Regions from separate parts of the Homo sapiens genome. Here regions 1 and 2 are each linked to region 3. A link is a loop called in an ENCODE intact Hi-C map of the cell type or tissue named here. Cell type or tissue: CD14-positive monocyte. All regions are shown on one strand. Region 1 overlaps IL19 (interleukin 19). Region 2 overlaps FCAMR (Fc alpha and mu receptor). Region 3 overlaps MAPKAPK2 (MAPK activated protein kinase 2).

Region 1 (2,500 bases), 53 kb before region 3:
AATCACTTTCCAGTCAGTCCTCTCTATCTAACCCTACAGCTGTTCCTTGAAACAATCTCTTTCTTTCCAAGGCGGAAAAGGAAAAGGTCACTCTAGCATTCTGACTGGTATCTGATTATTGGTGGAAACAACAGACACTGTCCATCTTTTATATCTTGATCAGCAGATGAGATGGTAAAACTGACCAGACCCAGGAAAGCTCCTCTGCCTAGAAATGCCTTACACACACAGGCACCACACAACAGAGAATAACTTAGCAAAAAGGAATGAAGAAAGATATCAAGGGTCATCTATCATGTCATCCTCAACTTTCTGGAATCTGTGCTAAGAGAAACCGCTATGGAATCAAGGCTCTTGCCTCCATCCTGCCTGCACTGCCTTAGGTTGAGACATGTGCTAAGCAGATTCTGGAGATGGTGAAAACCCTAATGCTTTTCTAGCACCTCCAACTGCTTCTGCCTCAACTAATCTGGTCCTGGGGCAGTGAGGGGCAATGAGGGAAGGGGATGAGGTGTCAGAGGCCTGGATGAGGCGCACTAAAATCCTAGATTTCACCACTGTACAGTTCATCCATGTAACCAAAAATCACTTGTACCTCTAAAGCTCTTGAGATAAAAAAAAAAAGTTAATTATTAGCGTCACATTATTTGTCTCTGCATGGAGATATGGGTAAAGGAATGAACTGATTATCAGGAGACTTGAGCCTTATTTTGCGCTACTATAAAATAGATTCAATGATTGGATCAAATCTTTAGATTGTTGTAAAACTTAAAATGAAACAATATGAAGTGTCTTGTATATAGTAAGACATCAAAGAGCAATAGGGGAAACCAACTAAGACAGGTAGTAGTTTGCCATTGGCCTTGCTTGGGGTCTAGGGCTTGGGTCAGGACATGTCTTAGTCTATAGCATATGGTGGGCACACAGTATACAGTATCAGATAGCTGGCATCAGTTAGTCATAGAACAGCTGCAAAGAGTCACACACGCACACACATGTGAGCACACTCACACAACAGATAAGATTGCTCAAGCCACCTCCGGGATCGTGAAGATGAATAAGAGGTCTGCAGACCAGTGTGTTTCCCCAACCATGTCACAAGGAAGGAAGGTCCACAGGGTCCCCAGGAACTCTGGGCAGAGGGGGATTTTAGAAGGAAGCTTGCTGAAAAACACGGATTCCCATGGCTATGAATGTGGCTGGTGGAAAGGAAAGCGAGACCTGATGGGGCTGCACCACATGGTGCAGTGGAAAGGATAACGCAGCCCAGGAAAAGATTGTGTAGCTTGGTGGTATGTGGCATGGCTGGAGAGGAGAAACTCCTGGATCCTAGTCCTACTGCTGGTTCTGAGAAAAGCCACCAGAGCCTCCCTTCTTGAGTCAAAGACAAGACCACAGAGGGGCTCTTTCATGTATTTAGCTATTTTATGGCTTTAAAGTATTTCAACCTATTGACAAATCTCTTTGATCCTCTGTAAAGCAGGAGAAAGAACTGAGGAGTCTCTCCATTTCACAGAGACAGAAATCAAGACTCATTGAAGGTGGAAGACATCTCCACAGTCACACAGAAGAAAGACCGAAACCCAGGCCTCCTTTTCCCGGACCTAGGTCTTTACCATTTGAGAATCGTAAACCTGTGCCTTAGTCAAAATGAGCAAAATATTCACACCAAGCTAGACTGCATCTCCTCTCTATCTCTGGCATATATAAAACATGTGTCCAGTCCACAGGGATGAAATACACACAATACACCCACACATATGCATATGTGCACACATGCATCCATGCAGGCAAAGACATCTCACAACTCTAAGGCAGGGTACACAAAGTACTGCCAAGGATGGTCATAAGCACTGGAGGATTTTTTTAAAAATGAAATCTCAGTGGAGTCAGGTTGTTAAAGGAAGGCTCATGGAAGAGGCAGTGCTGAATTGAAAGAATTCTGTTGGTGAAAAGGAAGGGTGGTCATTGCAGGCCAGTGAAGCCATGAGTGGAAGTAAGGACGTGGGAGAGCACAGGGCATATTCTGACAATAGTGAGAGCCCCCGTGTTTTGGTCAGAGATCTTGTGGAGAGAACCTGTGGGAAGGAAAGCTGTGAAGGCATTTGGGAGTGCAAATGTCAAGCTAGGTTGGGCTGTGTTCTGAAAGCCCTGGGCTTTGTGAGAGTGGAGTTTTGCTGATAAAATGAGTGCTTTGAAAAGTGAACCTGGCTTGGTGGTTTGGAAAAACTAAGACTTTAAGAATGCGTTCTGTTCTCCGGTGGCTTGGGGGCTGGAGAGCAGAATTTAACATGTTAATTTGTTGTTCTCAGAATGTTGATGGCAGTAACTACAGCTGAATAAACCTCCATGTGGCCTTTAGCTCAGCTAGGCTGGGAAGTACTGGGGAGAAGGGTGAGGTCAATATGAAGAGCTCAGCATCCCTTGCACCATTTCCACAGGCCCGCACCTTGGTTACAGTGGCAATAGCAGCCTCAACCTCAATTTTCCCACCACTGCA
Region 2 (2,500 bases), 230 kb before region 3:
CCCTCCTGCACAGCCTGTGTCACAAACTGGCCAGTGGTTTTGCATGGCTTAAACTGTTTGGGGAGTGAGGGGGTTTCTGCCCATGGGCCAAACCATTGACTGTTAGCGCCTGTCCTTAACAGTAGTGAGGAACGTATTAGAGTAGGAAGAAAAACTCAACGGCTAACTTTAGTTTGCTTTTTCAAAAATCTATAGGTCTCAGAAACAGAAGCAATAGATAGATTCAAAGAGTAGATTTTTAATCCATCAAAAAGCATCCATGAATACCCTCTGGGGAATACAAGAGAAGTGTAATGTACAATCTCTGTCTTTTTTGTTGTTGTTGTTGTTGAGACAGAGTCTTGCTCTGTCACCCAAGTGGTAGTGCAGTGGCACGGGCTCACTGCAACCTCTGCCTTCTGGGTTCAAGCAATTCTACTGCCTCAGTCTCCTCAGTAGCTGGGATTACAGGCATGTGCCACCACGTCAGGCTAATTTTTGTATTTTTTAGTAAAGATGGGATTTCACCATGTTGGTCAGGCTGGTCTTGAACTCCTAACCTCGTGATCCACCCGCCTCGGCCTCCCAAAGTGCTGGGATTACAGGCATGAGCCACTGTGCCCGGCCACAATCTCTGTCTTTTTCATCAGCAAGCGGTAAAAGACCATTGTGTAGTGATCAGTATGGTGTCCATTAAAAGAGGAGGGTTACTGTTCACAATAGCTGTGCATTTCACATCTACAACGTGCTAGATCCCCTTTCAGAGCATGATGGTAGAGGGATGAAATACAAAGCTGTCCCCTCTGGAAGCTCCCCAGGCCAGTGGGAGAGACCACAGTGGGGTGAAGGTCAGTGTGGATGGGGGGACAGAGAGGGCTTTCTAGAAGTTGTGGAGAAGAAACAGAATAGCACCCTAGTGCAGAGAGCTACTTGGTCTGAGATTTAATTTTTAACTCCTTGTTACTAACCGAGGCATACTAACAGTGAAACAGAAATCTTCCCTTGAAAAAACCAATTCCCCTTCTGCAAACAGGAAGTGGTGAGGAGAGGAAGAGAAGTGGACTACTCCAGGCTCATTGCTGGCACTTTACCACAATCTCACGTAAGTTGTGTAACAACAACCCCTTGCAGATTCCTTCATTCTCCTGAAAAGGAATCGAATCCCTGAGACTAACCTTCCAAGGTCCCACAATTCCAACTAGAGTTTGGACTTCAAACGTGGCCTTTCCACTACACGGTGCTCCCCACAAACTCAGAGCTCCAGGCTGGCAAGTGGGTGCCCAGGCTAGAATCCTACAGAGGGAGTTTCACCTCTTCTGAACACAGAACCCTCAAGGGTAAGGGACATTTTGGCCTCGTGGACGTGACCAAAATGTGCATGCTTAGGAGTGTGAGGATAAAGTCATGCTTTCTCAGGGAGGGAAGTGCTTGTCTTACTCTCAGATATCTGCAACCCAGCCCCTGCACTGAGCAAACCGAGATCCCAAAGTGAGAAGATGCTTGTTCTCTCAAGTCCCACCACCCTCACCCAGCTTCTCTCAGGCCTCTTTTCATTTAGAGTGTTTTTTGCAGGTCACCAGCAGGAGGGCGGGATGGAAAATGCCCCTCTTCCTCATACTGTGCCTGCTACAAGGTGAGTCCCAAACCCAGCCCAGGTTCAGGGCTTACAAAACCAGACCTGAGTCTTCCAGGCTGCCCTAAAGGTCCTCACAGGCTGGTATGGTAAAACTGTCCAGGTATAAACCATGCTCAGATGACAAATGGCTCCATCTCCATGCTGTAGTAGATTTTATTCTGATGGTAATAGGGAACCATTGAGGAACATAGTGAGTATGCGCCAAGAGTACCCAGTACCTAGAATCTAGTCCCAAGTAGATGCTTAATAAATAATGACTGAATAAATTAATGAATGAATGGAAATTCCATCATAATACCAAAAAAAGGATTAACAACTGGCTTAAAAACAAATCAGAGTTTTAATGAATCAAAGGTAGCCAATAAGGTCGGACGTGATGGCTCACACCTGTACTCCCAGCACTTTGGGAGGCCCAGGCAGGCGGATCACAAGGTCAGGAGTTCGACACCAGCCAGAGCAACATGGTGAAACCCTGTCTCTACTAAAAATACAAAAATTAGCCGGGCCTGGTGGCACGCACCTGTAGTCCCAGCTACTCATGAGGCTGAGGCAGAAGAATCGCTTGAACCCTGGAGGCAGAGGTTGCAGTGAGCTGAGATCGCGCCACTGCACTCCAACCTGGGCAATAGAGCGAGACTCCATCTCAAAACAAAAACAAAAACAAAAAATGTAGCCAATATTTGAGTAAGCACTCTGCGTGATAAAATCACACCACCTCTTTAATCTCCTGCTGTCCCTTTTAAAATTTTTCAGTAAACGACAACTCAGGCAGGCCCATGATTTTTCTGCTAAGTAATAGTCCTAAATTAATTGCTTTAAGTCTCAAACGTTCTAAATTTGATCATTTAAAGTTTCCAGCTAAATACTTTGGTCAGCACTTTAATC
Region 3 (2,500 bases):
GGTTAAGGGCCCTGCAATGAGGAGATTATCCTGGATTATCTGAGTGGGCTCAATCTTATCACACCAGCTGGGTCAGAGAAGTGACCACAGAAGGATCAGAAAAATGCAAGGTTGCGGTTGAAGATGGAGAAAGGGGGTCATGACCCAAGGAATGCAGGAAGCCCCTAGAATTGATAAAGGCAAGGAAACACCCTCCAAAGAGGAATGCAGCCCTGCTGAGACCTGGACTCCAGCCAGCCTAGTGAGACCCTATCACACTCCTGACCTACAGAACAGGAATATCATAAATTTGTGTTGTTTTAAGCCATAAAATTAATATGGCAGAAGCTTTGTTAACAGGAAACTAATAACAGCTTCTAAAGATAGCAGAACTCTGACAACTTCCTCTCCTTCTCTCCCTGACTCCCTCCTAGCACCCCTTATTCCTCCTTCTTGGGTTATTGCTTCTAACACCTTCATAAGTGCAGACAAAATAAGTGGATTTCTCTGAAAGCAAACCCCCATGCTGGTTTGTTTTGAGCTGTGATTTTAGAGTGATGAGTAGTGTCTCAAGGCGAGAACCAACCTCAGCAACCCACTGTCATGAAGGGGAGGTCCAGGGCCTGCTGTTCCCAGGAGCTGAGGGTGGAGACATGGTCCTTCTGGCAGCAAAGGGGACAAGCAGGTCTCTCCTCCAGCGGGGAGAGGGATCTGAGTTCCAATCCCACCATGCAACTGTGGCACATCATCCCACCTTCTCAGTCACTTTCCTCACACATAAAACAGCAATCAGCAGCCGCCCTGTACTGTCTCTTGCTGGCAGCTCTGAGGGTCACATAAGAAAATGCGGGTGACACAGTGAAGGATGTGCTATTTTCCCATCTGACCCGGAGGGACTGCAATGGGGCAGGTAGCCCAGTTTCTACTTTAGGCTCTGCTGCGGGTCAAGTCATCATGTGGCCCCAGCTCTGGGCTTCAGTCTTCTCATCTGTGCACTGAGAATGGGCCACAGGAACCATGAAGTCTCTTCTAGCTCCGAGGTAGAGCCTTTGGTTTCTGCCTGACCCCTATCACCGCCTCCTGGAGAGTGCCGGTACTACACTAACCTGCTCCCCTGGTATCTTTACCAGGATTTCAACCAAATTCACCAGCACCCCCTCTTCCCTGGACCCTATACCAGCTGGCTTTCGCAGGCTAAAGGTGCCAGCACCTGGTGGTGGCTATGTAGGTCAAAGAATCATATGCCAAAAAGAGCTTGGCTCCTGATTCTGCATTTGGCAAAAGAAGATGGGCTTGAGCCCTTGCAGCCTCCCTGTCCTGCTTTAAGGATGCCCTACACACATCCTGCCCAGGTCCTCACCAATGAGGTGCTGGCTCCTGCTCGCCCAGGAGGCCCTCCGCTCCTCTCCCAGGACCCCCAACCCACACCCTCACCACCCAACAAAACCCCTCTGCACATAGAGGCGGTGGGGGGTAAGGCCTGAGCCCCAGGAAGAAAGAGAAAGAAAAACTCTCAACTATTAAATCTGTTTAGTAAAGACAATTTCGCTCATACAAAACAACAGTTTACAACAATCGAGTGCTGGACACACCATCTGAGACAAGGGAGGCGCTGCAGGCACCCAGCGCCTTCCCCCATACACAAAGACGACCCTGGGCGCCCCTCCACCACCTGCCCCTGAGGGAGAGGAAAGGTGAAGTATTCCTGCCACCTCTCCCTCCAAGGGAAGGGGGAGTGGGGGGCCATGGCACAGACAGCCTACCCCAGCTGCTCCTCATCTGTGCTGGGGGAGGCCCCTCCCCTCACCGGCCCCGAAGCTGAGTTGTTTGGGGTGATGGCAAATGGCTGATGGGCAAGGGGGCAAAGTCAGGACATCTTTGGTGCAAAGACTCCCCCTGACCCACCAGGCCACACAATGGAAATCTGAGGGAAGACTTCAAAAGTGGCCCTGCCTTTGCCCACAAGGGGTAGCTGGCTGATGCCCCAGAACCCAGGACAAACACAGGAAATGCAAAAGCTCTGCCAACAGAAGCTGCCCAGGCTCACCTACATGAGCTGGGCGGTGGCCCATGGAGAAATGGCTAAAAATTTAAGGAAAATAAACAAAAATGGGTTAATAATGGCAAGAAGGGGAAGTAGAGAGGTCATTCAGTAGATGAGTGCCTCAGAGGACCTAGGACCAGCACTAAGTGGGGGGAGGGGGGCCCTGGGGGCTGGGGGTCCAGTCTTCCTGATCGCAGTGCCAGTGCCCGGTCACTCCTCTCTGCCTCCCGGAACCCAGCTAATAGAGACAGGCCACAGAGGGCCTGTTTCAGAATCTGGGTGGGCTTCCCAGGCACTTTGGCAGGCTCAGTATGGGCAGGGCAGACCCAAGAAGGGAGAAGGTTCCTAAGCCCCAGCAGGGCCGTCTCCCTCTGCAGCCCTGCCTGCCCCTGGCCCCTCAAATGCACGATCCCAGGCACAGATCTGCGCACTCATACACACGTGTGCACACACACACACACACACACACACATACAC

Evidence for each region. A loop is a pair of places that touch in the nucleus more often than their neighbours do. Peaks named below come from ENCODE experiments on the same cell type or tissue, not always from the same donor. Only the 100,000 strongest peaks of a DNase experiment are listed, where the experiment ranks them.
Region 1: it touches region 3 in a loop (6-fold over the local background); 8 of 110 quality-filtered maps call a loop at or near these places.
Region 2: it touches region 3 in a loop (2.1-fold over the local background); 2 of 110 quality-filtered maps call a loop at or near these places.

What each region holds. Positions count from the first base shown.
Region 1 is chr1:206,786,651-206,789,150 of GRCh38, reverse strand. The region is part of intron 1 of IL19 (interleukin 19); the gene reads right to left. Among named protein-coding and RNA genes, the nearest start is that of IL10, 15 kb to the right of the region's middle. In CD14-positive monocyte, no CTCF peak of the experiment used is centred here; a DNase peak (open chromatin) is centred at 1,030.
Region 2 is chr1:206,966,164-206,968,663 of GRCh38, reverse strand. It overlaps FCAMR (Fc alpha and mu receptor), which reads left to right. Exons shown (of 8, transcript NM_001170631.2): 2 at 1,013-1,081; 3 at 1,552-1,612. Among named protein-coding and RNA genes, the nearest start is that of FCAMR, 3.0 kb to the left of the region's middle. In CD14-positive monocyte, no CTCF peak of the experiment used is centred here; a DNase peak (open chromatin) is centred at 1,033; H3K4me3 peaks cover 1,760 bases; H3K27ac peaks cover 708 bases.
Region 3 is chr1:206,733,276-206,735,775 of GRCh38, reverse strand. MAPKAPK2 (MAPK activated protein kinase 2) reads right to left here. Exons shown (of 10, transcript NM_032960.4): 10 at 1,495-2,500. Among named protein-coding and RNA genes, the nearest start is that of IL19, 36 kb to the left of the region's middle. RefSeq lists an enhancer at 960-1,149. In CD14-positive monocyte, CTCF peaks have their summits at 864 and 1,071; a DNase peak (open chromatin) is centred at 1,035; H3K4me3 peaks cover 460 bases; H3K27ac peaks cover 859 bases.